Linked DNA regions of Mus musculus: region 1 is linked to region 2. A link is a loop called in an ENCODE intact Hi-C map of the cell type or tissue named here. Cell type or tissue: left cerebral cortex. All regions are shown on one strand. Each heading gives the region's core, and the rest is flanking DNA. Links, peaks and the distances in the headings are about the cores only.

Region 1 (16,567 bases), core at 5,879-8,378, 73 kb after region 2:
TCAAACTATAAATGCATTTGCGTAATACCAACCTATGGAGGTGCCACCATTTGCCCATCAAAGGCCAGGCAGCTCTCTTTCTAGCTGTGCTTGATGGCACTGAGAATGTGTCACGTCAGCTTTCAAATCTGTAAAACACAGACGTCCACATAGGTTTAAGATACAGGTTAACCCGACATGTGCTTTGTGGGATAGCTTTATGCATCATTAAATGTATTAAATCAAATAAGGATTAAGTTACCCAAATACCTTGCTCTTAAGAGCAAGAGGGATGCCAGGCAGTGGGACTGCCATGAGTTTGAACCTAGCTTAGTCTAGTGAGTGAGTTCCAGGAGAGCCTACCTCGATTAATCAAACAGTAAACAAACGCAGAAAGTATTGATGGGCCAGGTTTTAAATTTTGATTTTAGTTTTAAGTTTGTAGCTCTGAGGAATGATAAGTCCACTCCACTATGCATAGAATAACAATTCTATGATGATAATAATATATATTCTAATGATCTGGAACCTGTTAACACTACAGAGAATGTTAGCTTATTTTGATCAGTGTTTGCAGCTCCTACCTATGTTCCATCAATCATGAAACCATATTGAATAACATGGAGATAGACTCTACTCCTGAGTAGCTCACCTGGCTTATGGAGACTCCACCATTTTAATCTCAGTCAATAATTCTCCAGTGAACTTTGGGACACCACATAAGTTTTAGCATTTGCTTAAGTGACTAGAACAGAACCCCTCCCACCCCAGTGTATGTGTGTGTGTGTGTGTGTGTGTGTGCAGTCATGTGAGTGTACATGTTTGTGTGTGCTTAGAGTTTTCTTCTTGTCATGTATGGAGGTCTCTATAGACATCAGAGCCACCTCCACACACTCAGCAACAGGGTTCTGTATTGTGTGACACCAGCCTGCAGTCAGTGCTGCTATAACGGAATCAGAACATCAGACTCCTTTGTGCGCTTGGCTTTCAGCAGGCACTTGGCAGGAGAATGGATTGTGCTGAGTTACCTGACTGTAGCAAGGAAGAAGCAGCAGAGGCTGCAATGAGCCCCATGGAGTCCTGCTCATCTGATGGAGGAAGCTAGCGATCATTTAATGTAAAGACATCTGATACCTGGTCCCTCATCTGTCCTGCTTTGCAATGTCAGGGGAGGCTCTTTCACTCATACAGCATGCATTTGATAAGATTTTTATTTTCAAACAACTGATAATAGAGGACCCCAAAACCAAGCTCTTGAAGGTCTTTTGTGGAAGAGCAAAAAACCATGAGTATGTGATAGACACCCACATCAGTGTCTTAAGGCAGCAGGCTTCAGAAGAGTAGACTCATTTTGTCTTTGTGGGTTTATCAATCCGATTTGCTGTCCCTGCCACTCATCTCTGAGACATGTTACATGTTGTTGATAATTTCTTGTTTTGATTCCTGAGAACCAATCACTTCACAAGTAATTATGCCAGGGCATTGTGGTCATCTTGTGGGTAGGTCATCTGGATAGAGTTCCACTTAAAAGTAACATACTTACCATGGTACTGTTCCACGTGAGGAAACATTTTAAGAACCATAAACTAGCCTTTGTTGGTCATCCAGAGCAAGTGGTTGAGCCATGAAGATTCTCTGCGGATTTTGGAGTCAGGGTGCTATGCTCTTGTTGTGTGAGTTTGGGACAAATCCCCTGACTTCTCCAAGCTTTGTTTTCCTCATCTGTATTGTGCAGGGACTCTTCATGAAACCGTTCTAACACTTATGTTTAAGCACGTAAGAGCACAAGTGCTGTCTGGTGTGGTGGCAGGTGCCTGTAGCCCGAAAGTGGAGGCAGGATGCTCAAAGACTTCAGAAGCCAACCTATGCTACATAATGGAACACTGCTAAAAATCGACGCCTTTGAAAGCGGCTCAAAGACAGGGTGCTTGTATAGTATTTACAAAGCCTATGGTCCTTAGTATTGAGGGCTGCAGGTGCGGAGAGCAACTGCCTGCCGCCGTCAAGTCCACAACAAACAACCTGTATCTAAGTGAATTATGGAGAAGAGAGTTGGTGCAAAAAATAAAAATAAAAATCTCCTTTAGGCTTACAGGTTTAACAAATGAGAGTGCCCAATGACAGTCACAACTCCAATTTAGCTGTAGCCGAAGAGCAGAATGGGAAATGGGAAAATATAAACTAATAAAGAAATTTAACTAATATAATTTATATATAATTTAATATATAATATATAATATATTATATATATTTAATTTCACTAATATATAACATATATGATATAAACTAATAAAAAAATAAACTAATAAAGACAAAAGTGGAGATTTGAAAACGGGATTCTTAGAGAAGAAAGGGTATGCAGGAGAATGCCAGAACACGGTAACTTCAACCGGACCAGCCCTTACAAAGGCAAATTCGGCCCGGCTTACACCTCCAGTCTGAGCGAAGACGTGAAGGCGGGGTTTTAATGGGGCGGGACTTCCTGTCGGAGCAATCCCCGTTACCTCCGGAAGAGCCGAAGAACCGAGCCCTCGGACGCCGGCGGTTGAGCATCGATCGCGGTGCGCTCGCGCGAGGTGAGTCGGTTCTGTCCCTGGCTTCCGTGCAGCGTTATTCGGTGGCCGAGGCGGGGGGTTGTGCGGGCTGCAGACAAGCTCTCCCCATGCTGGGCCGGGGCGCCTGCCGGGCCCTCCTCCCGGCGGTGCTCTCCGTAGCGCTCCGGAAACAGCCGAGCGGGTTCGCCAGGCGGTCCTCGATCTCTGAGGTTCTGTGTCGCAGAATGAGCCCGGCTCTGCCCAAGCCCTCAGGGCTCTACACGGCAAGTTCCCTGGCTCACGAATTTACAGGATTAGGGGTGAACAAGACCAGGTCCGGTGATGTCCTGCGTCGGGAGCGGGGCCTGTATAGGATAGAAACAATTTTAAGTCTGTATGATTTTGTTCCCAAAGTGAGGGTGATAGAATATGACCCCCGTGAAAACAAGTCTTGAAGCAAAGGTCTTTGAAATAAAAGGGTTTATTGAGCCATTAATATATATCAGCTAGGAAATGGACCAAGACTTGGGGCACATTTTGTAAACTACCAGCAACAAAGCTAAAAAAGTGCCTCTGATGAGCTAACGCTATAATTGAATTTCAAGGCACAGGCTTTTAAAGTCTCTATTCTTGCCCCCCACCATGCTCCACAAAGCCAGAACAAACCCCAGAGAACTGTTACCTAATTAACTTCCCTTGTGTCTTCCCTCTTCTGGACCTCTACATTTTAGGGCACCTCAGAAATTTTTATTTATCAGCCTCCTTTCCTCAAGGAATATTAGAACTGATTAAGAAGATGTAGCATGCATTATAAATGACCAAATGTTGCATAGCAACAGCAGTTTTTCTGCAACTGTCTATTGCTTGATATCTGTTGGGTTGAAGATTCGATGGATGGCTTTTGAAACAGTCCTGGGGAGTCAGGAGGTGTTCTGTTCATGTTGTCACAAGGTAAAGTGTGAGTGGCTTGAGGAAGCAAGTGGTGAGGAGGCAAGCCCAGCCCAAGAATGTCCAGTTGTGACAGAATAGAAGAGAGCAGTAAGAACAAGTGTGACCAAGTTTGGAAAGCATTCTTGAAGAGCTGTAAGGAGTTTATTCTATAACTCAAAGCGCCTTTTATATGCTTGCTTGGACGCTTGGATCACAGGAAAAGGCGCTTAGGCGTGAGGGCAAATGTCTGTAATCCCACCAGCATTCTGAAGACTAAGCGAGGATGCTCAAAGCTTGAAGCCCACCTTATATCAATAAGAAGGAAGGTGAAGCCGTAGCCAGCAGCATCTGGTTGTGTCTGTCTGCTCTGTGTCCCTGCGCTTCTCCGTGTACCTGACGCTCTTACAGGGGAAGCACAGGGTGTGACTTGTCCTGGGAAGCAGGCAGAGCGGCCACCTTTCCTGGGCATGAGCACTTCCATGCTTCCCTGGGCTAGGGGCCCACGTTAGTGTTAGTGCGGTCAAGCCTGGGGTGAGTCTGGAGAGGTCAGCAGAAAGCTGTCAAGTCACTTGCTCACATTTCCCCTGCCTGAAGTCTAGGAGGCAAATGGCACCTTTGCTTTTAGACATAGAGTTTTCTTCTCTCAAACGTGGTAAGGGAAAGCAGGGAACTTTCCCATCAGAATTGAGCATACGTTCTGTAAAATCTGCTCATATAATACGGGGCAAAGTACTTGTAATCTGTGAACCTTAAAACTTCACCTTTACCTTATTTAATTCCATGTGCAAAGCACTGAACTCCCTGGAGTTGAGTTAATACAGGCAGCCTTTGTTCCTTGGTCTTTAAAAGTGCTTTGATTCCAGCCTTCCCATGTTCTTTACCTTGCTCCCCACCCACTCCTACACCTACCCGTTAGACCATGTCTTGACCTCATCTGAGCTTGACCTAAGCTTCAGGGGCATCCCCACGCTACCCCCACCCCCACACTATGATATGGTATAGCTACAACCCAAAATGTGATATTGTGTGGTCACTTGGGAGACAGCTTCATAGAACATTGTTTGCTATGATAATAACTCGTTGGTAATCGCAGTACTTGGAAAGTACAGACGGGGTCAGGAGTTCAAGGTCATCCTTCGCTTTGAGACTAGCCTGGGCTATGAGACTAGCCTGGGCTATGAGTCTAGCCTGGGCTATGAGACACTGACTCAAAGCAACACTAGTAACAAAAAAGTCTTACTACGAGGTGAAATATATAATATTTCAAAATGATTTTTTACTGGGACTATATGTGGGGAAAAATTGAACTATCAACCAGGGAAAGGGTGGATCAAAATCAAACCGTTGCTAATTGAGATGCTTGTGTAAGTGAGTGTCTGCATGATTCGTAACTGTTTTGTGCTGATCTCTGTTGGCTGTGTTTAGATAATGGCAGACCCTTGGCAGGAGTGCATGGACTATGCAGTAATCCTCGCGAGGCAAGCTGGAGAGGTATGAACTACAGTCTGGGTGCTGAAGGGGGCCGTAGTGTGTGGTGTAGATATTACAGAGCAGTTTTGGTCAACAAAGCATGCTTTGAGTAATCTACATGTGCAGTTTAATTAAACTGTAAATACAGTGAAAATGGCTGATTTCCTGTGTGCATGTGTGCGCGTGTGAGGCTGGGGGTGGAGCCTAGGCCTGGGCTAATCTGAGGAACCATGGGCATGGCGCTTCTAGCTGGATGTTTCAGTTTGTAATGTTAACCTGACCACGGCGGTCATGAATCTAAAATAAGATATGAAATTACATACTATTTCCCTAAAGTGTTTTGTTTTGCAGACATTTTGGAAAGAACATATTTAAGACCATGTTAAGAGTCGTTGAATGCTTGAAGTTATTTTGTGATTGACTTTCTTGTTTGGTTTAAATTACTTACATCTTTCTTTACTTGCTTACCCAAAACTTCTTTTTAGATGATTCGTGAAGCTTTAAAAAATGAGATGGATGTCATGATTAAAAGTTCTCCAGCCGACTTGGTAACAGTTACTGACCAAAAAGTTGAAAAAATGCTCATGTCTTCTATAAAGGAAAAGTATCCATGTCACAGGTACCTCTTCTGCACGCTACAGTGATAAAGCCAGGTCCAGGGTGGGATAGCCTACGCTACAGTGATAAAGCCAGGTCCAGGGTGGGATAGCCTACACTACAGTGATAAAGCCAGGTCCAGGGTGGGATAGCCTACACTACAGTGATAAAGCCAGGTCCAGGGTGGGATAGCCTATGCATGAGTCTTCTGCACACTACAGTGATAAAGCTAGGTCCAGGGTGGGATAGCCTATACTACAGTGATAAAGCTAGGTCCAGGGTGGGATAGCCTACACTATAGTGATAAAGCCAGGTCCAGGGTGGGATAGCCTACTCGTGAGGCAAAGATCTGTAGATCCAGAGCTGTAATAGGTGACTCTGACTTGCAAAGGAGCTGAGTTTGAGGGTGTGGGGCTGCTCAGGCCAGGATGACGGAAGGAAGACCCCTGTGGGTAACATCTGGGCCGCTTTGGATAGTGTGTGTGTGGTCTTGGTCCTGACTGATGGCTTGGCTGTTTCCGACTAATCTTTTATATATTTTTACCCTGTGCTGACTTAGGGTGATTGCCTATCCTGTGGTTCTAGGGTCAGGAAAGAGGGGGTCTTTGACAAGATAGTGTGGATAGCGGAAGTAGCTTCTGCTGCCATCAGCACAGCTGGAAAGCTCGGTTAAACTCCCTGCATTGCAGAGTTCCGTGTGTGGGAGAGAAGTGCTAGCATTAGGAGGTTCTGTAGAAAATCCTAAATCAGACCCACATTTAGCAAAAACATTGTTGTCAGCCAGGCAAGATGTCAGATGCCCTAATTGTAGCACTCAGGAGAAGGAGCTAGGAGGCACGGGGATATGTAGTCAGCCAGGCTGCACAGTGACACTCAGTCTCAGGAAACTGCAGGCTTGAAATGAGGTCAGCGGTAGAGCACTCTTTGCGGGTGCAAGTCCCCAGAACTCAAGAAATTAAAAGCCATCCTTTGAAAGGTTTATGCTGCAGTGCTGTTAATGTTTTCCTCCTTGTGACATTGGCCACTGTCAGTCTTTTAGTCAATGAGATGGAAAAATATTTAAAGTTGTGACTGAACATAGTTCCTTCCAATAAAAAGGCTTAGAAATAAGAGAGAAAGGAAAAAGAGGACAAATATGTATTAAAAGAGTTCAATGTCAAACAAGAAAAAATAGAAAAAAGAGAGCAGGCGAGAAGAAAACCAGTGAACTCAGACACCATTTATAAAATTGACTTGACAGTTGTACACAGGCATTTCAGCGGGTACTTTATATTCTCGGTAACTTACCAACTCTCCTGTTATGTACTGCCCCTCTGAAGTCATTCTACATGACAGACTAGTGTTTCACAGTTTGGCCAGGGTAGGAGTAGCTTGGCTGTGTGGGCCTGGCTGAGGTGTCTGGGAGTTCTCGTCAGTGGGTCTCCAAGGCCCCAGTAGGACTGAGGGACCCTTTACCTCTGTAGCTGCTGGCAACTCCAGCTCCCTGTGGGCCGTCTGCTGGCAGTGTCCCCGTTCCTCACTTCTGCGTCATTCTCAGAGCTGCTTGGAAGCTGGCCTATTCTAGGATCGGGAGGGAGGAACAGTGTGAACATTTGAAACTACCAGACCGGTAACAAGGCTGCACAACTCGGTCCTGCTGTGTTCTTTGGACTAGAAGTCAGTTCACACTCAACGAAGTGCTGTATGCGCTCTGCCTCTTGCTAGGATCTAAAGAATGTGTGGTCTTTCAGTATTTAAGTTTGCTTGACTTTAAGGCAGTCTCACTCTGGGCTAGGCCAGCCTGTTTCTTGCCTCCTGTCCCTCCCGAGTGCTGGGATTATGGCCTGTGCAGCCTCACCCTCCCCGCGCTTAGTTTTAACATCGATGTGTTTTCTTACTTTCTCATTTTAAGAATGACCTTTGCAGATGTGTATGTTTCCCCTGCGTTTATGCCAGTGTTGCATTTAGAATATAGGACTCAGTACTGTTTTACCCACCTTTGCTCTGAGGAAAACAGAGCTTCATCGTGTTTATTATTATCATCCTCTCTCTCTCTCTAGCAGAGCAACAACCTAACAGAACAATAGTCTAGACTTGGCTTGGTAGCCCCTGAAGCTTAAAGCCCTGAATCTGATTTAGATGTTAGATGTTAGGAGTTTGTGTTTCCTGCTTTCAGCTTCATTGGTGAAGAGTCTGTGGCAGCTGGGGAGAAGACGGTCTTCACAGAGCAGCCCACGTGGGTCATTGACCCCATTGATGGAACGACTAACTTCGTGCATCGGTATGCATTGAATTTTAGTATGATTCCTGTTGTGTGTTCACTGGGTGAGTCTCTGTTCAAGGCTTCCTTCTTTGAAGAAGCTGTGTATGAGATGTGTGGTGGAGTTAAGTGTATTGTGCAGATCTTTTCTAAGCTGTGGAGCAAGGGACCAAATGGTATAGTATGGACTTGGGACGTGATGTGCCTGCTCACCATTGTTTTTCTGTCTGTGAAGACTATACAAAAATGACAGAGTAACATGGGCCCTTTGGACCAGTAAAGAAGTTGCTAAGTTCACTGGTGAGATGCTCTCTGTGTGCAGTGAGCTCACTCAGAGAGAAACAGGGGTGCTAAAGGGTGTGGCATTAGGATCTGCACACACAAATCTGAGATTTGAATCCTGCAGCTTGTTTATTGCCTTTGTGACATTAGACAAGCTACTCTTTTGAAAACCTTGGTTTTAAAAATACTTAAGGCCAGTCATGACTGGAGAGCTGGCTCGGGGTTAAGAGCACTGGCTGCTCTTCCATAGGGTCCAGGTTCAATTCCCAGTTCACACATGGCCTCTCACAGCCGTTTGTAACTCCAGATCTGGGAGATCCAGTGCCCTCTTCTGATATCCACAGTCTCTGCATGAACATGCTGCATACACATGAAGGGAAAATAAAGGTTAAAAGAAAGTGTAAGATTCTAGTTTTATAGTGTTCTCATTTTCTTTCTGTTGCTGTGATAAATGATGACCACAAGCAGCCTGGGAAGGACAGGGCTGATTTCATTTCAGTCTACAGCATGACATTGAGGGCAGCCAAGGCAGGAACTCAGGGCAGGAGCTCCATGCACTACCCATGGAGCACTGCTCACTGGACATGGAGCACTGCTCACTGGACATGGAGCACTGCTCACTGGACATGGAGCACTGCTCACTGGACATGGAGCACTGCTCACTGGCATGCTTCCCCTGGCTCGCTCTGCTCCAGTTCTTCTATAGCCCAGACCTGCTTGCTCACAGTGGCTGGATTTCTTACCTCAGTTGGTAATTAAGACAGTGCCTCACAGACATTCCCACAAGCCAAATCCTCACCTGAGATTTCCTCTTCTCAGATAGGTCTAGGTTGTTTCAAGTTCACAAAAACTATGGCACCAGGTATAAGAGTATAATCTTAGCACTTGGGAGGTAGAGGCAGGGGGATCATGGATTTGAGGCCAGCTTGGGCTACGCCATATTGAGCTCTCCAGGGAAGCTTAAACTACTAGTAATATCTTAAAGAAAGAAAAAAGACATATAAAATGGCCATATATTTTTTTAAGATTTATTTATTTATTTATTATATGAAAGTACACTGTAGCTGTCTTCAGACACACCAGAAGAAGGCAACAGATCTCATTACAGATGTCTGTGAGCCACCATGTGGCTGCTGGGATTTGAACTCAGGACCTTTGGAAGAGCATTTGGTGCTCTTAACTGCTGAGCCATCTCTCCAGCTCTAATGGTACCTGTTTCATAGAATTATTTTTTGGTGGGCTTCATGGAATTGTTCACTTTTATAAGAACTTAGTATAGTACCTGACATGGTAAGGATCAGTGATCTTGTAGCTATGTGTGTGTGTGTTTGTGTGTGCATGTGTGTGTGTATGTGTGTGTGTTTGTGTGTGCATGTGTGTGTGTGTGTTTCTGTGTGTGTTTGTGTGTGTGTGCATGTGCGTGTGTGTGCATGTGTGTGTGTACATGTGTGTGTGCGTGTGTGCATGTGTGTGTGTTTGTGTGTATGCGTGTGTGTTTGTGTGTGTGTGCATGTGCATGCATGTGTGTGTGTTTGTGTGTGTATGTGCGTGTGTGTGTGCATGTGTGTGTGTTTGTGTGTATGTGTGTGTGTGTGTGTGCGCACGCGCGCGCACGTGTGTTGATGGAGCTTCTTCCTCCCCTCCATATTCCATCTTATAAGAATTGGTTTGAAAACAATTGTATACATACTTGTTGAAATTAAATTCTGTCTTGGTTAGTTTGTGGATTTTGTCTCTTTTTTTTTAAGGTTTCCCTTTGTAGCTGTTTCAATTGGCTTCCTTGTGAATAAAGAGGTATGTCTTAAATATATGGTTTATAAGATACTTTGCTTTTCTTCTCTGAGAAAGAGTTAATCTTTTGTATTTGGTTTGTGCCACCTGTAAACGTTTGCTTCAAGGCTGGGGACATGTTTACGCACATTCCCAGTGGATAAGGCTTGTTTCCTGAGAAGCCAGCGTTGGAAAAGAAAAGTGAACACGGAGAAGACAGGTCCCCGTCATCCTCCTGTCATACACAGCCATGTCATGAATTAGTGTGACTTTACAGTTCCTCAGATGAAGTGGGACATTTCTAAGCATGTGTCAGGGGCCGAAGGATGGCTGGAAATGTGGCATGTACTTAGGAACATAGACATAAGTGAATGAATACATGCGAAACCCAGTAGAATAAGATCTGTAATCACTGGGGTCCCTTTTGTTGGTTCCCTGCTGTTTGGCTATTTGGCTGCTGTATTCGAGGAGCTTGAGTGCTGCATTTTGTCAGTAGGAACACAACACTTAGACATTTCTGAAATAAAAGCCCAAGGCGAAGTGGTAGCATGTTCACCTAGCGTATGTAAACCCTAGCAACCCAGTTGAATCCCTAGCAACACAAACACGTATAAAACACAGGTCACAGGCTGTACTGGTCACTTGGTATACCACCTGGTCCTAAATCAGCCTTCAACATAGTCAGCCTGAGCAGTCGAGTGCTCTCTGCTTTTGAATCCTTAGTTTCAAATTCTCAGGTTGCAAAAAAGTACTGGAAGGAAAAGAAGGATCCATGGGTGAGTGGATGGCAGGAACCCAGGAGGACACAGTGTCCATCGTAGAAAACTCAAAAAGCCCTCTGTGTCTGAGCTAGGAGAGGGACACATTCTCTCCGCCTAGACTTGAGTGGGAGCCAAGGATGGAGCCCTGATGACCTACTGTGTTTGGGCAGTACTTCCCCACAGTTCAGCTGTTGGAATCTATTTTATAAATATAATAGATTTTCTTGCTGCTTTATTCATAAAATGATACCAGTTAATGGAAAAATACCCAGGTTTGCTAAGAGACTTGCTTTCCTCTGCAGATGGAGTTTGGAATTGTGTACAGCTGTGTGGAAGATAAGATGTACACCGGCAGGAAAGGGAAAGGTGCCTTTTGTAACGGTCAGAAGCTTCAGGTGTCCCAGCAGGAAGGTGAGTTTGTCTTCCAGTGCTGACACCACCTTTGGGTTAGCAAGTATCGGCTGACTCCAGATTGTCTGATTTCCTCCTTGCCCACTCTGACCCCAGTTTTTCGCATGGTGGTTAGGGCAGAAAAGCAGATACGGTTGAGCAAGTGCACCCCAGAATTTCAGCAGGAGTGGGCGTGGCTGTGGGCACCCGGGCCTCAGTTCCAACAGCTCACGTCTTAGTGCTTCAGTTACACCACCTCAGACTTCTTAGCATTTCTCGATCCCATTATTGGCCAGTAAACCATAAATAATGCATGTCAACGCTGAGATCAGTTGGACATGGTGCCATCTTCCTGGAATCCCAACACTCAGAAGGTGGAGGCAGAGGGATCAGGAGTTTGAGGCCAGCCTGGGTAAAGCAAGTTCTAGGGCAGTCTATGCTCCCAACAAACAAAACCACCTGAGAATCCTTAACAAGGATCCACATGGTTTCTCAGTCTCTATATGAGGGTCAAACCCCTCCTATAAAATGATGTATTTGCATATAACCTGTCCACATACCCTTGCTTTCTCTGTCTCTAGGTTAGTTATGGCTACAGTGTCAATGCTTTATAAATTGTCTACTCTCTGGCCTTTAAACTTGCAAACAGTCTTGATTTTGGGATCTTCACAGACTTCCATAAACTAGTCAGCAAATCTACCTACCTTCCTCCCTTCCTCCCTCCCTCCTTCTACCCTCCCTCCCTTCCTCCCTTCCTCCCTTCCTTCCTTTCCCTCTGGCTTTGATTTCCTTTTAATCAAGGTCTCACTGTAGCTCTTGCCTGGAACTAGCCATGTAGACCAGCTTGGCCTTGAACTGAGCTGCCCAGCCTCTGTCTTCTGAGTCATTAGATTAAAGATGCACAGCACTATGTCCAGCCCTAGCCTTTCTCTTGAAGGCTTCATTTGAGGGCATATTGTTTGTTCATTTCCTTTGTTGTTGTTTATTTTTTAAAATGATTTATTATTATGTTTTAATTGCAGTCTTGTCAAACACCACACCTATTTTCATAAGTGTTTTAACATTTGAAGATTGGAAGAAAAATAGATAAAGTAGGAAAGAGGATTTAAATGTCCCATTTTATCCTGAACTATGTCAGATTTGCTGTGCTAGAGTTTTGGTTAGTGAGGGCTAGAGGTTTATTTGAAATAGCTTTTTTTTCCAGACATTACCAAGTCACTCTTGGTGACCGAGTTGGGCTCGTCCAGAAAGCCCGAGACTTTACGGATCGTTCTCTCCAACATGGAAAAGCTGTGTTCCATCCCCATCCATGGGTAAGGCCTTCTCCTTCCCACCCAGACTTAAAGAGGATTTAACTTTAAAGGGATTCATTTTTATTTTTCTCTGTGTGGGAGTGGGTTGGGGTGTTTGTGTTTATGTTTGTGCTCCTGTGGAGGCTAGAGTTGACCTTGGGAATTTTCGTTTGCGATGAATTCCGTTTTGATTTGATTTTTTCAGCAGAGTTTTGCTATGTATCTGAGGCAGGCCTCAGGTTCACAGTACTACTGCCTTGTCTCCCCTGTGCCTCAGTGTCCCTCTGCCTTGGCCTCCTCACGGGTGGACTTAGAGGTCTGTGCAACAGTTCCTAACATCCTTAGCTTTATTTTAACATCCTTAGCTTTATTTTAAGTGTTTCTCTCAGATAAAACAGAATACAGTATCCATTTATAAGTCAATTTGTAAATGTTTCTTAATAGATAAAATTATTAATATATTAATACTTCTGTTTTGTAGTACAGTACACTAATTTTGTTTTTTGAGACAGGGTTTCTCTGTGTAGCCTTGGCTGTCCTGGAACTCACTTTGTAGACTAGGCTGGCCTCGAACTCAGAAATCTGCCTGCCTCTGCCTCCCAAGTGCTGGGATTAAAGCCGTGCGCCACCATGCCCGGCCAGTACAATAATTTTACATTGTGCTGTGATTTCTGTCTGTATTATTTGTAGTTACTGTGTTTATTTCATGAGTTCTTTGTTTTTGAATTTTTGTGTTTATAAATGCTTACATTTTTAGCAGATTTTTAAAATCTTTCTATAATGATATGTATATGTTCATATATGCATATGTATAAGTATATGTATGTGTATCTGTGGCACAGGCTGGCCTGGAACTTGAGAGCCTCCTGCCTTAGCCTATTGATCAAGTGTTAGTGTTACATGTTTTACACCCGTAACACTGCTCTCCAACCTCAGAGTCCTTCAGTAATGACAGGATGTATGAGAGGATATGCCAGAAGTGAAGGCATATGTTGGTACTACTGCCTCCTTAGGCAGCTGAGGTAGGACGATTGCTTGATTCCAGAAGTTATGGTTTGGTCTAGAAAACATAGTGAGCCCCTAGCTGAAAAAGTTTTGTTTGTCTTTGAAGCAAGTATATATCTTAGAGGTTTTAGGAAAAGCTAGCAATCTGATGTTCTTAAATTTAATACAGGTATTGGTTACATAAGTAGCATTTTTCTGACCTTTATTATGGTTGTTTCAGTAAAAATAATCCTTAAAAAGCCACTGACGCAAAGATGGTAGAGCATGCCTGTAACCTTGGCCGTGGGAGGCTGGACAAGAAGATTGTAGAGAATAGTTCAAGGACAGCCTGGCTACACAAGAAGAGCTGTCCCAAATGAACAAGAAGCCATGGGGAAGCCAGGCTCTGTAGCACTTGTCGGTCGGTCATGCCGGGTACAGAGCAAGCCGAGTTAGGGAGACTGGGTGTTTTGGCCAGCCTGGGCTACACAGTGAGAGCTCATGAATAACAAGAGAATTTCATGATTTTCTCTTATTGCCAATTGTCGCTACCTTTTTTCTCCTGAAAATAATCATCAAGGATAGACTTTGATAATACTTCAAGGATCATCTAATGTAGGCTTGTTTTATGGATGCGTTCAGAGGGTCAGGCACATGAAGTAGCTACAGGAGATGTGCTGATGGAGATATAGCTACAGCACTGGCTTCCAGGTCATTCTCTTTCTTTAATAGTTAACGTCCCTTTTAGGAGTTAAGACGTTCAAGAACATAAAAGGCTAGAGTATAAAGCACGGGAAGCTATTCTGTAGCCATTTTACTGCCCGTGGTTAAAGTTTGACGTGGTACAAACTGATTTGTGAATCTGTGGTCTATGCAGTAATGAGTAAGGTGGATGAGAGTCTCTGTCACCTAGCCACTGAACCTCCCAGAACATGGAGCTCTTGAGGCCCAAGGAATAATGTCCTTGAGGCAAGAACAAGGTACTTCTTAAAAGCTGCTGCTGCGGTTGGCTGTTTAAAGTTTGGACTTTAACCACGGGCAGTAAAATGGCTACAGAATAGCTTCCCGTGCTTTTTACTCTAGCCTTTTATTTTGCTACTAGCTGAAGGAAAAAATGGTGTTTTGGGTTTGGTTGAAAGAGGAAAGACAGTGTTCCCAAGAAGAAGAGCTTTCGTACTCAGCCGAGTGAGTTGTCACTGACATTTCAGAGTTGCTCATACAGAACACCATGAGACCGCAGGCATGAGACAAAGTCAGTAATAATGAACCAGTTGCATCATTTGGGGGACTTAATGCAGAGGTGTCCAACATTCTGAGATTGACCCGAGAAGGTTCATACTTAAGAGCTGCACACCCAAGTTACAAAATAATCACATGTAGTCTCATTGTTTCCCTTAAGTCTACAGTTTTGTGTAAGTCCAAATTGGACAGGCCTAGTAAAGAACAGACTTAGATAAACATGGTGCTCTTCGCTAATTCATCATCTTTGTAAGCATTGCACTGCGCCCTAAAGTAAGGCACCCCTCCCTCTCTTCAGTGTGAAAGTTTGAAGCAAAGTCGGAACCAGCTGAGCATGAGAACAGACCCAGATCTTTTGATGTGTAGCGCAAGCTCTCTTCACTCTCAGGCACACTTGGACTTTGGAAGGAGCAGGTGAAATTCCAGTTCGGAATCTGGATCCCTGCCTTCATTGCTTGCTAGCAGAGTAGAGCTCCCCAGAGGTCAGTAGAAGTCTCCCTGTAGAGATGCCTATCTGAAGGGTTCGGAGTGGCAGAGCACAAGAGCTTACTTGTGAGCAGTCTCAGTCATTCTTTCTAGAACTTGAGCTCTCAAGCACCCCATGTCCCGTATCTCACATAAGAAGTAGGGAGATAGACTTTCTTGGGTTTGGTTTCAGTTTGCTCCCTTCTAGGCAGGGTCTTACTGTATAGCCTGGGATAGTGTCAAATTTACAGTTCTGGGATTTTCAGCATTACCGTCCTGCTCACCGTGCCTTTCTCCATAAGCTAAAACTTGTCGTGTGGAGTTAAGTAGATGGGCTGTTCTTGCTAGTTCTTCGTTACATTTGATATGAAGCAAAAATATAAGTTGTGAAACACATCTCAACCAAGGATGTTTTATTGGGGCAGGGTGGCAGGGGTGAGGGGAGTAAAGAAAGTGCTGATGTGACCTCTCCATTGTATAGTTAAGGTTTCTGTTCTTGGTACAAGAGAAAGAACAGCCAAGGACATCTGGGGGAGTCCAGGACAGAGAGAAAGAAGAAGATGAGTGTGGCCAGGGCTGGGAAGGAAGCCGGGGTGAATAGTGATAGGAGACATGGAGAACAGAGCTTAGTGAGAACAAGAAGATAGCAAGGGGTGGGGGTGGGGGCAGCGATAAGAGCACAGAGCCAGATTCCTGGCGAGGAGAGTGAGTAGCCGGGGAGGGAAGGCCAGGAGTCTGGTGGGAAGGCTCTGAAATGTATATCTAACGAGCACGTGGGTGGGGACTGAAGGATCCTGGAAACTGGTACTGGCTTTGATACGTAGCTACAGGTATGTGTCAATGGTGCCATGTGTCTCTTCTGCACAGGTAAGGGAAATGACGCCTTTTGGCAGATGGGAACTGGTTTTACAAGTTCCCGAGGAATTCTGGTTTTTGTCTAACCACCTGATTTCCTGTAGTCCAGGTTGAGCTGGGCCTACGCTCAGTTGTGGAGTCAGTGGGTTTGCCCTTTTCGGGGGATGTGGGACACCCTTTGAAGCTGGCTGGGGCCCTGTCATTCCTTTCCTTTTTAACGTTGGCTTTGTGAAAGATGGTGTGCAGTCATTGTTTTTTATATAAGGGGAAAAATACATATATATAATTCATTAATTTTCCTGTACTTTTGAAAAATATATTTTAGGGAATGAATCTCTGCCTTATTTCCAGAGGTTTAAATATTTGACACTGAAAGAGTTTAAAGCAGATACAGTGGTACGCACTGTAGCTTCAACATTAGAGGGGCTGAAGTAGGAAAACAGGAAGCTCCAGCCCAGTCTACAGCATTTAGTGAAACCCAACAACAACAACAACAAGGAACAAGAGAAGTAAACAAATAAATGGAAACTTTAAAGGAAATTTGAGTGCATCATTTGAAAGTAACTTGCAGACATTCTGTTCCCCTGCTCCTTGGCTCCTTTTTGTTGAGGTTGCTGCCGCGTGATTATTTTTGAGACAAGGTCTAATTCTGCCCAAGCTGACCTCGAGCTCTTGGCCCTCCTGGGTAGCCTTTCAAATGTGGGATTGCAGGTGTGAGACACCACCCCTAGCCTCCCCATTCTGCCAATACTCGGTATTCATTGACATAACCACAGCCAA
Region 2 (16,567 bases), core at 5,934-8,433:
CACTCGGGAGGCAGAGGCAGGAGGATTTCTGAGCTCGAGGACAGCCTGGTCTACAGAGTGAGTTCCAGGACAGCCAGGGCTACACAGAGAAACCCTGTCTCAAAAAATAAATAAATAAATAAATAAAATATATATATAAATAAATAAATGTTTATTAAATATATAATATGATAAATATATAACATATGTATTCCCCACAATCTGTTTTATTTATAGAAAATTCAATCAATTTCCTTTAAAAGGAAGCTAAGGCCACCCAGACTACAGCACTGACCTGTCTAAATGAATTATGAGCAAACTCAGCACCTACAATAGGGCAGCCTCTTCTGCACAGGTGCAGTGCAGTGAACACAGCCCTCAGCAGCCACTCAGAAACGTCTCTGTGCACAGAAGATACAACAGGACTGCAGTGAGCCGGTCTCAGCAGCCACTCAGAAACGTCTCTGTGCACAGAAAATACAACAGGACTTCAGTGAGCCGGCCTTGGTGATCAGACCTAGCATTAGTCATTAGTCATATTGTTCCAATCATTGACCCTGCATTTTAATTCCAGGCTGTAAATAAGAATGATCCAGTTTACAAGTTCTAACTACGCATTCAATAAGTGGTAGTTATCAAATTAAAATGATTTTTAAATCTATAAAATATTGGATGTTTGTGCATTCTTTGAAATGAAATAAAAACATCATCGAACTAGTAATTTACAAGAATAATGCAGTCATATTTTAACTGGAAAGATGAGGCCTGCAGGAAATAGTTTAGTTGAAGCTGAAAGGTAAGTGGATACTGGAGAAGAATTTGATGAATTTCAGAGTGACTCAGCCCAAATACAGAGCATTGAAAGGGGCTTGGAAACTGCTGTAACTGGACAGCTCACCACCTAAGCTAAGTGCACCAATAAGTATGGCAGTAGATTGACTCCTGAGGAGACAAATACATGCAGACAGAGCTGCCTGAATCCTCTGTGGACTGGGAGATTTGATCAGGGCTAGTGGTCCTTGCAATGTATATTGGGTGATTGTATGTCAAAGTCATAGAAACAAAGAAACCTCTGGCTCTACTTTCCCACTGGATGTGCCATTAGACTGGGCAAGGCCATCACAACCCCGAGGGCCTGTCTGCTATACATATGGAGACTGTTCGGCTGCTTAGTCTATCATCACTAGCTCTGATATTTGCTGTTTTTGAAACAGAGTCTCACTACATAGCCTGGGCTGCTCCAGAACTCTATGTAGACCCAACTGGCCTAAAGCCTGTGGTGAGTCTCCTGCCCCTGACTCCTATGATCTAGGGTTACAAGTGTGTGTTATCAGCTAGCATAAAATAGAAAAATATTTTCTGTGAGTTGCTGACAAAGGAAGAAATATAAACTCACCTGTACTTGAATTAACTAAATGGTCAGTTACATAAAGGGAGAAAATGTCGAGTGTGGACTCTCAGGTGACAGGAAAGTTAGCAGGGAACAAGGGCAGCCACAGCTAAGCCAGGGCAGCCACAGCTAAGCCAGGTCTGCTAGACTTGTGTTTCCCATATGCCAAGCCTCTGTTCTTCAAATATGTCTTTGACATTTGATAGGATATTGGAGGGTTGTTTTTATAATATGTTGTAAATGTAATTCTTGGGGGTTATCTTACACCCCTTTTGCTCCTAAATAACCGCACTCCCACTCTAGTCTGTTTTAGCTCCCAAGGACAGACACAGGGACCTGGTATTTCTACTAATAAGCTGCTGGCACTAAGCTGTCCAGGTTCTGGGCTATCCTAATCTAACTAGACTGCTACCTTGCAACCAAATGCACCACTACTTGCCACCCGGTCTTGCCTTAGCTTGCTCTGATCCATGTGTATCCTCATTCCCACTCTCTCATTGACACCTCAGGGCGAATCCTCCTAGTCCATCCACATGGTCTCTCCGTGCCTCTCTCCTTCTCCTCTACTCCCTACTCTTGGGATCTCCAGCCTGAGATTGGAAGTCCAGCCTTACCATCTTCTGCCCAGCTATTGGCTGATCAGCTCTTTATTAGCCGATCAAAGGTGAGGGAAAACAATCCGTGCATAACATTCAGACCAGAGATGCTTGACCGTGCTATCCTCCAGACTGCAATCAGATGTCTGGGAAGAGCAATCAGTATCTGAATACACAGTGCACAAAACCATTGTCCAACAATAGATGAGCAAGTTTAGAGCCAAAGCAAGATCTTTGTTGCTCACGCTGAAAGACATATACTAAGACACTGAGAACTGTCTTTCATTTTTCAGCTGGATGGCAACTGCTCACCCAAGGGCTGACCTTACTACATGAATACTTAAACACAGGGTTTGTCCAAACAGTTGTGTTTATGTCCCCCAGCACTTTGTATCTGAAAAATGTTTCTGAGTTTGAAATAGGTCTTAGAGCCCTAGAGCCTGCCATGCTCAATCCTACCTCTTCATCTATTCTAGTTAAGAATGCACTTAAAATTGTAAAGACCTATGCTTACATTTAGATTCTGCTTCTTACCAACTGAAGCAGGTTCATTCGCTTTTCTGAGCATCGATATTCATGTGAAAAGGAGGACTTGGACAGAGTGTCCAAAGTGCCCAACAGAATGTTTATAATCCGTACAGTAGTCTCAGGACCCAGTATCACTGCCCCAGGAACCGAGTGATACATCCTGTGTTGGGTAAAGATGGTATTCTCCTCTGAGATTAGTACTTCCCCAGAGCTTGCGACACTGTGCTAAGAAGATAGCAGGTCCCTGGGAGTCAGGAGCCAGGCAAAGGGAACCTGCAGTGATGAGTCACACACATTCTACCTCCATGAGCCTGCTTAAAGATGCTAGAACCTCAGACTTCATCAGGAAAGTTTTTAAAGGACCCAACTGACAATAAACGGGAGCTTGACCTTTCCTCCGTCACCTCCCGTCACTCCTCAGATTCACAGGCCATACTAGCCCATTCCTGTTTCTCTAGTTTTCTGAACACATCCCTACCTCAAGCAATATTTTCTTCTAATGCACGCTCTGTAGGTAAATAATGATTAGACACAGCCAAAGAATTCCCAAATTTCCACCTTCATTTTGGATTATATGATGCTTATGATTTGTTTTTATAAGCACTGAAAATTAAAAATAAAACTTTCCATATAAATGTATCAGACTTGCAAAGGTATTATTTATGAGCACAAAGAACGCAAAAAATAAAAGTTGACCTATTCAGGATCAAGTTTCAGAGTCCTTTAAGTTTTTCTTGGAAGCTTTCTGTTCCTTTTGGCTCAGTCCCATCTTTCTGTGTCAAAGGAATAATGGAGAGTTTGTTTGCTGTCAAGACAAAGATACCATACATAAAAGGCACTCCTCGATTCTCCAAGCACAAAATGGTTACCGTGATAAAGCCATGCGTACTGGTTCCTCATATAACTACAGAGGTTTTAATTGAAGATGGTGGAAAGTGAACATTGTTTGAATCCTGAAGACACCACATACTTCCAAGTGCTCCCCTCTGGAACCCTGATTAGGCACAGACCACACACAAACACCACATCCCCAGTACAAACCAGACGCAAAGAGATCCTTTACTAAGCAGAGCAAAGAGGCAAGGTGACTGAGTCTGAGTCACATAGAAACATTAAATAGCTTTGCATATGTTCATATGAATAGGGAAAGGGGGAGGTCTGTCTTAGAATGAGCTTGACAGGACGGTAAGTTCTGGTTGGGTATTTTAATCACGTTAGTCAAAATAATGAATTTTGTTTGCTGGACCGTGATGTTTTGATAGTTGGATCTTGGTGATCAGTCTCAGAAGTGAGTCAGTGGCCAGATAAGTGAGTAGACCTTACAGGCTTGATTTAGGGGTGCAATCTAAGAGTACAGCAAGGGGCGAAGGGGAAGAGGCAAAACCTTGACACCTTGCTTGCCTTGCTCAGGTCAGTGGTCGCCTTGTGTGGGCCTGCTAGAGGCCTTCTAACCACATTTCCACATTTGTTCTTCACCAGCTTCTGCTAAAATGGGAGGGCGCTCCTTTAGAGCAGTCATTTGAATTATGAATAAGAATCCCTGCCCATTTCCCTCTCCTGACATCTCTGCCTTTTTCCCTGGAGTTCTGGAAACGTGGGACAACAGAACATTGTGTTCACGGGCATGTGTTCTGGTTCCTGTGTGAGTACAGGTGTGTGTGTGTGTGTGTGTGTGTGTGTGTGTGTGTGTGAGTGTGTGCACGTGCACGACTCACACGTCGAGGTCCCAAGACAACCTCACCTGTCAGCTCTCACCCACCCTGTCTGAGACAGAATCTTTCTGTTATACATGCTACGTGTGCCAGGCCAGCTGCCTGACAAACTCCCAGAGAATCTCCTGCCTTGGTCTACCTCAGCACTGGAACGCTGAGATTACAGTTGCGCACCACAGCCTGCTTCCGGTGGGCTGTAGGTATTTTAATGCAGGTTCTCACACGTGCACAGCAAGCACTTTACCTGCTGAGCCATCTAGCTAGCTAGCTCCATAATACAATACAGTTTAATCTGTAATCCACAAAGATCGCTAGCTGGGCTGTGTGGCAGGCCATGTGTTTGACATGAGTTACAATGACACTAATACTTCTCCAGTCTTCTCTGCATGTCAATGACTGTCACCAGCCCTTAACTCTAAACCTGTGTTTTCCCATCTGGGCTGTCCTTCCCAGAGTGTCTAGGAAGCTAACATTATAGTACCATGTTCCGGCCTCTTGCAACCTACTTACCAGCTTGCCTTGTACTCATCCAAGCTTGTGGCCAGCCTGGACTACATATTGAATGTCTGACTCAAAAATAGACCTAACCGTCCCACTCCAAACTGCTCATTTTACCAATGAAGCCTCAAACTAGGAACGTGAGGTGAGGACAGAGAGAAAGAGACAGGCTACAGAAAGCAAGGCTCCTTGACGACCCCATGAGGCTATGTTCCCACAGAGTCTGTCTTGCATTTGGTTATGTCTGTGAAGCTTTCATGGACGGTTGGTGGCTTAGTTAGGGTTTTCATTGCTGTGAACAGACACCATGGCCAAGGCAACTCTTACAAAGGCTAACATTTAACTGGGGCTGGCTTACAGTTCAGATGTTTTGCCCATTTTCTTCATTTGTAAAATGGCAGGAAGCATGGTGGCATACAGGCAGACATGGTGCTGGAGGAACCTAGAGTTCTATATCTTGATCCAAACACATCAGAATAAGGCTGTCTTCCAAACTGGATGGAGCCTGGGCATAGGAATCCTCAAAGACCATCAACACAGTGACATGCCTCCTCCAACAAGGCCAAGCCTCCTAATAGTGCCACTCTCTATGGCCAAGAATCCAAATATGTGAGTCTATTGGGGCCAAACCTCTTCAAACCACCACATTGGGTCATCCCTGTAATCTTTGAAATGCACTTTCATCAGAGACAGAGTTCTCCATCTTGTCCCTGATCCCTGGACTCATGTCTATTTTGTAGACTAAATTTTGAGTGTTTTGAATCACACTTTAATGCCATCATCCTAGGCAAGTTCAGTGCAGTCCAGGCCTCTGGCACTCAGACAGAACCATAGCAGCCATTGGTCATGCTGATTTAGTGTGGTCCCCTCCGCTCTGGACAGAGTGTACTTCCCCTCATCATAGAATCCATAGTGAAAAGAAAAAGGTCTCATGGAATTCGTGGCTGCTCAAGCATTCACAGAATGTTGTTTTAAACTCTTCTCCCACAGGGCCAGTGTGACAACTCTGTTTCACCCATCTGTTTTCCGTGACTTCCCTCATTTCACTTTGTGGAGAGAGAAGAGCCTGGCTTTTTACCACTGCACAGCTACCACCTAGTAGGATGCCTGGCACACACTAGGAGTTCATTAGTAATCCACGCTTAGAGAGGCTCAGAGATATTTGTATACAGGTTGTTTCATGCTGTAATTAATGACAAGAAGTAAGCCACACACACACACACACACACAGTCAGGCAGCTCAAAAAAACCGAACAGAATTATACATGAACTGACTCAGAGAGCAAGTGATGTGTCAACTTAGCTCCCAAATGTCCTTATCCTTTTTGAATGGCTTTTCTGATGTAATGAAATGAAAGACCTTGGAATGAAAAGACTATCTGTGGTTGTCTGGGTAGCCCTGTGTAACCTGTTTGAAGCAGAGCGCCACCTCTTGGCTATGATAATGAGCTGCAACGTGGTGGCTTTGAAGACCAGAAGACTGGATCGTAGCTTTACTCACGCCTTCATTGTAGCCTTCTGAGACCCTTGAGTGTTTGAATTATTTATGGCCTATAGGATTTAAAAGTGTTTCATTGCAAGCCTCTCCATCCTGTGACGATCGGTTTGTCAGCAACTGGAAACATACAGAGCCTCAATCTCAGCCATTCACAATCCAGAACGGAGCTTTTCTGAATATCTGCTTACAGGAGTGGACAATGGATGCTCACCTAAGTGGATTCTTTCAAGGATTAAAGGCAAGACTGTGGGATACAGTGCAATGCCTATATCCTTCCTGTAAGGTAGGCAGTAGTTCTCTTACCCAAGTCTAGAGTTACGAGGTCCTGCCTCTTCTGTGAAGAGGAGCCAGAGCCCTGGCATCTAAGGCTACTGGTTACAGTAAGCTCGAATCTAATCAAGGTTTCTTAGTCTTCCATAGATTATCCCCTAAGCATAGGCATCGTATTCCGGCTACTGCAGGCACAGCCATATGTAGTAAAAGTTGGGGACGCACTCTCAAGTGCCATTGCCACCTGTAGCATGACCCCAGCAGTTCGCGGTCATGAAAAAGGGCAAACAAAAGCCACCTCAAAGGCCGTAGTTTCTCAGAGTCTCCGTTAAACTATATGATCCGCCCTATTGCCTCGTTTTGAAACGACTATTTTCATTTACAATCCAATTAATAAAATACAACCTGTTCTCAATTTCCCACAATTGGAGACAGATTTTAGTCAGTGCGCCTTCCTAAGCATTTATGATGGGCTTAGAGTGCCTCCTGGTGGCTACTGTGGATAACAGCATAAGATGACATTCTGCAAAGAACTCCCTCCCAACAGAGAATCAGCCTACCTAAGATTAAGATCCCCCAGGTTTCAGATGACTGAGCAGCTCATACTTGATGAACTTGCCTGACCTCGGGGAGATGCATCCCAGGACTTATCTTAGACGACTGACTGACTATGCCAGCTACAAATGGAAGCAGCTAAACCAGTATTCATTCAGTCCATTTTCTTCTCAAAGAATTTCAACAGTGGCTTTCATTTACTGAGACTCTCTTGGCAATTTCTTCTCTTTACCATTCTGATGTGCTTGGCTTTATTTTATCTTATTATCTTATATGTTTTATCATTATCCCTTAGAATCTTGTTTATTTTCTTATGAGAGACAAAAAAGGGTGAATCCGGAGGAGAGGAGAAAAAACCATCACCTGAATATATTATATGGGGGAAAACCCCTATATGCAATCAAACAAACCAAGCAGAGTCGAAACAGAGACATTACCATTACAGAAATAATAAAGAGGATCAAACGGAGCTACTATAAACTAAAAATCAAAAACAAAAAAACATATTCTTTAAAACAAATCCTGGAAAAAAAAGCCTGAATACTTACAACCTTTCAATATTAACTAAAAAATTATAAAACTTGAACAATCATGTGTAATGTAACGGAAGTAATTGAAAAAAATCTCTCATTAAAAAGCAAACAAACAACAAAACCAGTCCGGTGTCTTCAGGTAAACAGAGATGGAAAGCATAGACACACAGCATTTCTCCATACTGTTTTAGCTCCTTGTCTCACAAAACATGACAAAATCAACTTAGGGATGAATTGCTTTGGCTCGTAGTCTGGAGGTGCCCAGTCGTGGTGGGGATGGTCTTGTGGCAGGAGCTAGGAACAGCTGCATGCTGACACCCTGGCAAACTGGCAGACAATAGCTGCTGCCCAGCTCACTTACTTAGTCGCGCTTCCATGAGACTGTGCTGCCCATGATTAGAGCGGGTCTTCCCACGTCTGTAACCTAATCTAGAAACTCCCACGAAGATTTGCCTAGAGGTTTGTTACTATGGTGACCCCCAATCCAGTCACCGCAGCTCCCACCCCCACAAATGCAAAGAAAACACTTGGCCTGCTCACGAAAGAGGGTGTGAGTCTGCGAAACATAAAAGAGACTAAGTGTGAAAGGGACAACACGGAGAATAAGAACGCTATGGACACACCGCACTGAAGAAAGCCACCGGGAAGGGAAGATCTTCACTCCTGTGGGCTGGATTTACACACAAACCAGAAAGGGAAAGTTTCCAGAAGTGAATACAGCAGAATCACAATTTTGGAAAGAGGAGTCACGTGCTTCATGAATCACAGGGTGTCTGCCAGCCCACATCACTTGTCTTAACAGTTACGCTGGGGGAAAGACGGTGAAAATCCTGAAACTGCAATTAAAGTGGTTCTGCAGGAGGCACAGCCCAGAGGCCCGGAAAAACAAACAAACAAACAAACAAACAAACACGGCAGAACCACGTGACCTCCCCACTGACAGCTCAAGTACTGGGAAGACATCCAGCCCAAAAGGTAGATAAGAACGTGGGGCTGGTGGGGCTGGCTACCTAGAGAACCGGAAGTTGAAACTCCTGTAAGGAGTGGCTGACCATCCAGCATAGAAAGAAGATGGATGAAATTATCTTGGAGCAGCACTCGAGTTGAAGGCTAAATAACTTGAGGGAGGGCTGACCCCACTCACTTCTGGGCAGAAATCCCATCCAACAGGATCCCGTCTGACACACCATACAGGTAGGGAATCTAATCTAACAGGTTTGGATTAGAAGCACCAACAACAGCATTTGCTCTGGAACACCTCTCAAGGGAAGGAAGGCCAGGAGGAATCCTCTTATTTTTATTTTGTCAGCCTTGCTTTGGCATAACTAACTTTTCAAGCTCTTGTATTGATGGATTAAGTTTCGACTGTTGTATTTCTGTGCCTCTCCTATCGCATCCTATTTACTGTTTCTTACCTAAACTCATATAGTTTTCCTCTCATACCTATCTGGGCTTCTTTTCCCAGTTACCTTGTTATTCCCACAGATTTGAGGAGAAAGACCACTGACACAAACCATGGACAAACCAATTAAATCAAGCTTTATTAGTTACATAGGCTGTCTTCCGCAATGAGGGGTTTAATAGACCAGCATTGAAGATGGGAAGATGAGGTTTTATAGCTCAGGCATAGGGTTTCCAAATGCCATGGCTGTAAGAGGGTCATAACAAGGTATAACCTAAAGTCAGAACTGTGGAAGCTTCAAAAGAGCAATGAAACTATGGCGAATGTGGTAACTTCTCATTAGCAAGCCAAGAAAAGGAAAAGCAAGAGTTAGGGCCAGAAAACACAACAAAATAGCATAAAGAGCAAGGAGGTTTTCAGAACCATGCCCAAAGGCACGCAGAGCAATCTAGTGTCTATGCAATCTGTGTTTAAACATATCACATGTACACAGGTCTGCAAGGACTATGGCTCACAGTCTTTAAAGGACATCTGAAGTCATAGGCGGAGCCCTGTACATACCCCATCTCCCCTTATGTATATTTATGCTGAAACACACATATACACATACATACACACACATATAGTTTGTATAATAGGCACAGAAAGGACATAATTGAGTAATTCCAACAATATAATACAATAAAATTACATGTGCCTCGATATTTCCTCTTTTAATGATTATCAGGTAAAATAAGGGTTACTTGGTCACAAGCACTGTAATACTGTGGTAATCTGATGGTTAAGACCACCAGTTAGCTGTTAAGCCGGTAGCATATATGGTGTGTACACACAGGACATGCACACATCACATGCCCAGATGCACAAGGCAGATTAGGACCAGCATGTAACTTACAATTCCACTGATTTATGTGTTCACGTGGTAGTCATCCACAGGTAACAGAGACCATAGAAATCAACATGAGGATGAGGTGGTATTCTGTAACAAAACAATAACTACACACATACATCCGATCCCACAGAGAGGCCGAAATGAATTGCCCTGCTTCCAAAGGGACCAGCTACTCCCCCGCATCATAGAAGACGTATCTCTAGCCTTTCATAGTGTGTGTGCACCCTTGCAGCCTTCCTCGTCTGAGGATCCATCCCTATGTGCTCGGAGCTGGAGTGTGTGTCTCCTCGTCCTCGTCGTGCTCGAAGCTGGAGTGTGTGTCTTCTGAGCAGTGCTCCACTGCCCTAGCTTCACAGTCCTCAGGGTTCCCGGCTTGTTTTCTTCTGAAAAATAGCTCAAGTGTTCTGTATATAGGCAATAAAACTTCTAGTGAGCCAAAAAGTAAATGATATGAGTCTGAAGATGGGGAAGGACTCCAGCTATTTTAAGGAGCACTTCCTTCCACAGAACCATTAACGTCTGTCTTAAATTAAGGAGATGGGAGAAAGAAAGTAGAGAGAGAGAGACAAGACAGAAATTGAATAACGCGTCATCTGTTAATGTCCTGGAGCTGTAAAGTAATGGTTCCTTACTAGTCGTTGCATCTTTATGATTTGTTTATCTTATTCTTGCTAGGCTTGCTAGCTTTACCATACTATCTAATTTGTTTAGTAAGACAGATGCCATTGTGAAGTTTAAATTCTTTGCTACTTCAGTTTCCACTAAGTAAACCAATGCTCTGTTTATGTCCTCCAAGGAAGAAAATATTACAATTAGGGTTGAGCTGTTCCCCACTGTAGACTGGACATCAATGGTGGCAGGCAGAATGAAGTTTTCCATGGGCAGGAGTTCCCTCTTTGGCAAGTCAAGATCACCTTGGTTACAGGACTTTATCACCCTCCCCACCCCCATCTTGCTTTTCCATTCTGGAGGATCTAGATGGCTGGCCCAGGGGTACATATATGAGTCATGTAGGCCAGTTCAAGGTCTGACCCTGGAATATGACTCCTGAAGAGAACACCTGCTCAAATAATAGCAGTCTTGTTCCCTGCAGTTGACCACCCTGAGAAAGAAGTGTCTCAGCTGTGGTTGCCCCGAGTCTCAAGGCCTCTCTGCTTCGGGGCAATTCTTCCATTTACACAGAGCATTCATTTCCCTTGACTCTCATCACTAGCCTGGGCTTGTTTTTATACTATCTTGGATGAATATCTTACAAGACACAAGAACAAAGCCTGAGGTCTCCCACTTCGATCCCTGATACGGTGATGGCATAGCTTTGGTGAACATCCCAGAATGTGTGACTTTGTGACAGTTTTTCTAGGCTGAGAACGATTTGCCACAGTAGCCTATCATAACCTCAGCACTTAGATTTCGGGTAGTCTGCCTTGTTTGCACCACTCCAAAATGTCAACAGGGGGCAGCACTAGGATTCATTTCAAAGTACTTTTGTTTCTTTTCGGAGTGATATCATTTATAGTTTAAAAAGAGAAACATTTTTGTTGTTGTACTTTGGCATTTTAGTGACTCAGCTCATACATTACCCGAAGCTTCAGTGACAGAGAGGAGCTGGTCTGGCCCAGAGCTAACCAATAGAAATATAATAACACCTGATTTGGTGGTATTCATAGTTTTAAATTAAAAGCCCTGGCTGCTCTTGCAGAAGACTCAGATTCAACCCTCAGCACCCACATGGTGGCTGGCAAGTGTCTAAAACTCCAGTTCCAGAGCACCTGTCACCGTCACACATGCAGGAAGACTCCAATGTGCACAAACAAAGTTCAAAACATAAAGTAACTTAAAAAAACACTTTGAAACATAAAAAAGAAAAAGAAATAGGATACATTTCCAATAATGTGTTTTGTTTAATGCAATGAATTTAAAATAATATTTGTACATATGGTCAATATACAATTATATAGGCTTTAATTTTTTCTCAAACCCTACTTTTAATAGGGGTTCTTAAATGCTTTAACGTCCCTTCTAGCCCACCACCCATCATAAGTCGTGGAAAACAAACATTATTAGGATACGGAGGAAGTGGACTGTTTAGAAACTGTTCTTTGGAGCAACTCCAGTCTGTGTTGTTAGGAAGTCAGCAGTTCAGCTCATAGAAATCGGCGGCGGCGGCGGCTCGATCCACTCAAACACTTCACGACTAGACCAGCAGTCCAGTTCAGTACTGTCAGAATAGCAAACGCCACACAGCCAGGCCTCCACCAAATCAGCATGAGACACCAACAGAGACACCAGGAGAAGTTCTTTGCTGTGTCTCTCTCAACCACGTGAAGATCAGCGAAGAATTGAGACCAAGGAAGCGTTGCCAAGCTATCTATGCAAGCAAGCAAGCCTCTGTTCACAGTTCACTGAGTCCTATTTATATCCCTCCAAACATCACAAGTCCTCCACAGGTTTTGCCTCAGCACATGTGTTGCCTCAGTGGGTGAGTCTTGCCTAGAAAAACTCCACAAGAGCCTGTATCGGCTGACATCATTCTGCCAATCGGTCCAAGTCCCTGGAAGGAGCAAGAAGCTGCCAGAGAAACACCAGGTTTTTGGTGCATTTCGTTCCACGAAGTCACAACAAGCAGAGCTCAGCAACGCAATGTAAGGTGAACTAACACATGTGGCATTAGCAGAGAGCATCCTTTCACCTTTGCCCACTTCAGGAAAACACTCCTGCACGTCTCTGCCGCAGCAAAACACCATCTGACCCAACTGACTTTCCAAAGAAACCAGAAGTTTCCACTTCACAATTATTAATGAAATATTTTACAGTTCCCTACACCAAGTCTTTGAAATCCAGGGGGTAGTTTACATTTAGAGTGCATCTCAGATCAGCTGTAAATTTCTGCCACAAATGTTTGGCCTAGCAATGCAGCCCTGTAATTCTAGGGCTTCAGAGGCCAAAGCAAGATGAATGAAGGTCAGCCAGAGGTATAAAACAAACTCATGTGCTGCACAGTGAAGCTCTGACTCAAAACCTCAGGCAGAGGAAACTAGGTAAGCAGAAAGACAGACAGACATAGAGAATATATATATAAAGCAGAATCTAGTTATTTAAATACTACAGTGTTTCTAATAAATGTATGGATAAAGTTTTTAATTAAAATTAAACATAATAAAAGCTAAACAAGCTCCTTTCCCAGGTCTGGTGGAGACTCTGTAGCCCCAGAACGCTAGCCGCCCCGTCAGGCCAGGCATGTGGGTCCTGTGCTCAATCAGGAAGAAGACAACGCAAAGCATCTCCTAACTTACTCTTGAGGCTTGATATTTTTAAATGGCTACACTTTGTTTCTGCTTGAGCTATTGCTGTGGTTTAGATGGGTCCCTTAAAAGTTCACACCCAGTAGGAGAACATTCTCAGATGCGCATGCTAGTCATATGCAGAGGCAGGAGCTCTAGGAGGTCATTAGGATGACAGACTAAGAAGAGGGAGCCCACTTAGCCACACTCCTAGCCCCACACTGGCTCGCCAGGGTTGCTATGCAGCAAGAAGCCCTCACCAGAGTCAGCACTATGCATGTGGACTTCCCGGTCTGGAAAACTGTAAGTCAAATTAGGTCTTTTGTGATTTATCCAGTCTCAGGTATTGTAAAAGCAGCAGAAAACAGACTGACAGTTATGCTGAATCTTGTTAAGCTATAACTTTATCCTTTTGTCAAATTTTAAATTCGACCATTATTTCTTCCAGAAATGTTTTGTCTGGTTCCCCTAACTCACTTATCTGGCCCATCCACAGCAGGCTAGGACTCCCATTGCTAGGAGACTTGATATGATCCTGCTATGCGCTCTTTCTCGGTTCTTTCTGATTTCCCCAGTCTCTTCTTGTTCTTTGTCTGTTTGCAGTCAGATCTCTTGCTGTGCTCCACTTAGACACCTCGTTTCTTCTGCAATGACTTAGCTGTTGTTAATACCACCAGTGGCAATCTTTGTTGTTGTTGTTGTTAGAAATAAACACATTTTTATTTAATAATTAATTTTTATTTCCAACAGCTATAAATAATCATCAAAATATCAAGCCAATTCAATACTAAACCTTTAATTGTCTCAATTGTTGAAATTAGTGGCTGTTTGAGGTAGTCTTCCTCCTGCTCCCCACCCCCAGTTGCTGTCGGTTTAATGTCTAGCATTTCAGCTTGGGTAATTTTTAAGGACATCGTCTCCTTAGCCCAGATATACATTGTTCTTCTTTCTCTAACATGCAGATATATGTTGTGTAAATCATATGAAATGTACGTGTAAGAGCTACTTCAAAACTCTTGCCTTCTATTACCCACGCCGATTCTTAGTCTGTTCCTACTTTTTCTTTATTTTTTAATTTAATTTTGTTTCCTAATTTTTCACATATCTGAATGCTGAATGATTGAGAATTTCATGCTATTGGGTATCATGGTGTTCTTTCAGTTACTAGTGTTTAACCCTCTGGTGGCTGTTTAAATGTGTTAGGACCATTGGATGCTCTGAGGTTTGCTTTTGAGCTTCTTAGGATAGAACTAGAATAGTTTTCAATATAGGTGGAATTTGGCCTCCTGCCCTAAGGATTCAACCAGATTCTGCCATGGTTAAGAAATCTCTCCATCCTGGGAACTGGAGATGAGGAACAGGCACTGTGACCTGTGGAGATGGTCTGTCCACATGTCCCCAGCAGTTGGTTCCTTTAGCCAGTCCTTCCCTCAGGCGTGTTTGCAGATCCAGCCTTGAAGGGACCTCTCTACCCATGTGCTTTATTCTGGTAGACTGAGCTTCCATGTCATTGTCCTAAACCCTACAAATGTCAAGAACGTATTCCTCAGTCAGCAAGCCTGAGGAGGACTCACACTGGGTCAGAGACTACCGTCTGGCCATCTTCTTGCATGGAGAAAGCTTATGAACAAACTCCTTCAAGTTCAAATTCCATCACTATTCCCACCCCAGAGGTCCTGCTCTTGTGACCCAAGCACATCCTTAAAGGACCAACTGCCTAAACCCATTTTGGTGGTTTGAATAAGCTTGGACCAGGGAGGGACACTATTAGGAGGTGTGGCCTTGTTGGAGTTAGTCTGTCCTTGTTGGAGGAAGTGTGACAGTGTGGGGGATCCTCCTCCTAGCTGCCTGAAGTCAATCTTCTCCTAGAGGCCTTCAGATGAACTCTCAGCTCCTCCCGAGCTATGCCTGCCTGGACACTGCCATGTTCCCGCCTTGATGATAATGGACTGAACCTCTGAATCTATAAGACAGCCTCAATTAAATGTAGTCCTTATAAGAGTTGGGGTGGTCATGGTGACTGTTCACAACAGTAAACCCTAACTAAAACCCCCATCATCATTGAGGTAGTATTGCAAATGTGAGCTGGGGGACACTCAAACATTCACACTACAGATCACTCCTTTGTGTTCACACACACCTGTCTCTGTCTCCATAACAGTCTAGGACACTTCCCCACAAAAATAAACTCACCAAGACCACCTGACTCTGTCCAGTTCCCCTTGTAAAGCCAGGACACTAGGCATGTTCACCACATGGCTCTCCCTTCTCTCGGGCATCACTGTCCAGTGATGTCTAAATCCTGTTGCTTTACTCCTGTATCACTGCTTCACAGGCAGGGTCCAGTCTTCTCATTGTTTAAGGGCAGAAGGTAAACCTCATCAGTCAGTCAGTCGATGTGCATTGAGGACGTATTGACAGACTGACTGCCTGCTGGACATACGAGATTTTGAAGAGCCCTGGAAATAGACTATTAAAGACATGTGGTCTCACCCCTGACCTTACCATGCTCTCTTTCACACAGCTAACCTTACACAGGAAAGAGAGCATGAAAAACAAACACACAAACAAGCCACAGAGCAAGCAGGATGCAAAACAAACCAACAAACAAACAAAACAAAAAGAAACAAGCATGCAGTTGAGATCTAATTAGGCTGGAAAATGTTAGCCAGAAACTAGAGTATGTATGCCCTGCAGGGCAGAAAGAATGCCAAGACAAACAGCCAGTGCCAAGCACCTGTGGCAGAATGGCAGCCATGGGGTCATCCACTCTAACACTCAGACTTCCAAACCGGAAACAAGGGGTCAGAGACTGCATAGGTGACGCCAGGGACTCTTCCCAATCAATCCATGGGACTGTTCAAATGGGTGGAGGGAACACCAGAGCATCACACAGCATGGGATTTGTCATTTCACTGCTGTGATATGGCACGAGTGACACCTAATTTTATCATTTATTTTCATTTAAAGATAATCATGGGCAAAATTTTACTCAAGATATATTTCTAATTGCCAGTATTTTAATATACTTACAAAGTGCAAGCTGTGAAGTGTTTGGATTTTGTTTTGTTTTGTTTCTTTTAAAGTGCAAGAGAACAGAAAGCAGAAGAGAATAAGCAGTGTTGGGAACAGCCCCCAAGTGTTCACTCAGCTTCCTGACCACACCCCCGGGAACACCGCCCCCAAGAGCTCACTCAGCTTCCTGACCACACCCCCGGGAGCACCACTCCCAAGTGCTCACTCAGCTTCCTGACCACACCCCCTGGAGCACCGCCCCCAAGTGCTCACTCAGCTTCCTGACCACACCCTGGGGAGCACCGCCCACAAGTGCTCACTCAGCTCCCTGAGTGGCTAACCACACCCCCGGGAGCACCGCTCAGCACACTACGCTGTTACTGCTTTCAGGTATTTCGGGAGATTCATCCATTGCTCC

Evidence for each region. Peaks named below come from ENCODE experiments on the same cell type or tissue, not always from the same donor. Only the 100,000 strongest peaks of a DNase experiment are listed, where the experiment ranks them.
Region 1: a loop joins it to region 2, with 6 times the contacts of the local background. A loop is called at or near these places in 2 of 42 quality-filtered maps.

What each region holds. Positions count from the first base shown.
Region 1 is chr3:10,317,310-10,333,876 of GRCm38, reverse strand. It overlaps Impa1 (inositol (myo)-1(or 4)-monophosphatase 1), which reads left to right and starts at 2,438. Exons shown (of 9, transcript NM_018864.6): 1 at 2,438-2,555; 2 at 4,869-4,934; 3 at 5,399-5,532; 4 at 7,666-7,770; 5 at 9,780-9,825; 6 at 10,865-10,973; 7 at 12,157-12,265. The coding sequence starts at 4,872. Slc10a5 (solute carrier family 10 (sodium/bile acid cotransporter family), member 5) reads left to right here. Exons shown (of 1, transcript NM_001010834.2): 1 at 1-2,143. In left cerebral cortex, for the core only: no CTCF peak of the experiment used is centred there; DNase peaks (open chromatin) are centred at 6,290 and 7,040; H3K27ac peaks cover 1,427 bases.
Region 2 is chr3:10,390,509-10,407,075 of GRCm38, reverse strand. Chmp4c (charged multivesicular body protein 4C) reads right to left here. Exons shown (of 5, transcript NM_025519.2): 5 at 16,071-16,567. Among named protein-coding and RNA genes, the nearest start is that of Chmp4c, 32 kb to the right of the region's middle. In left cerebral cortex, for the core only: CTCF peaks have their summits at 6,139 (motif pointing left) and 6,961 (motif pointing left); DNase peaks (open chromatin) are centred at 6,157, 6,948 and 8,251.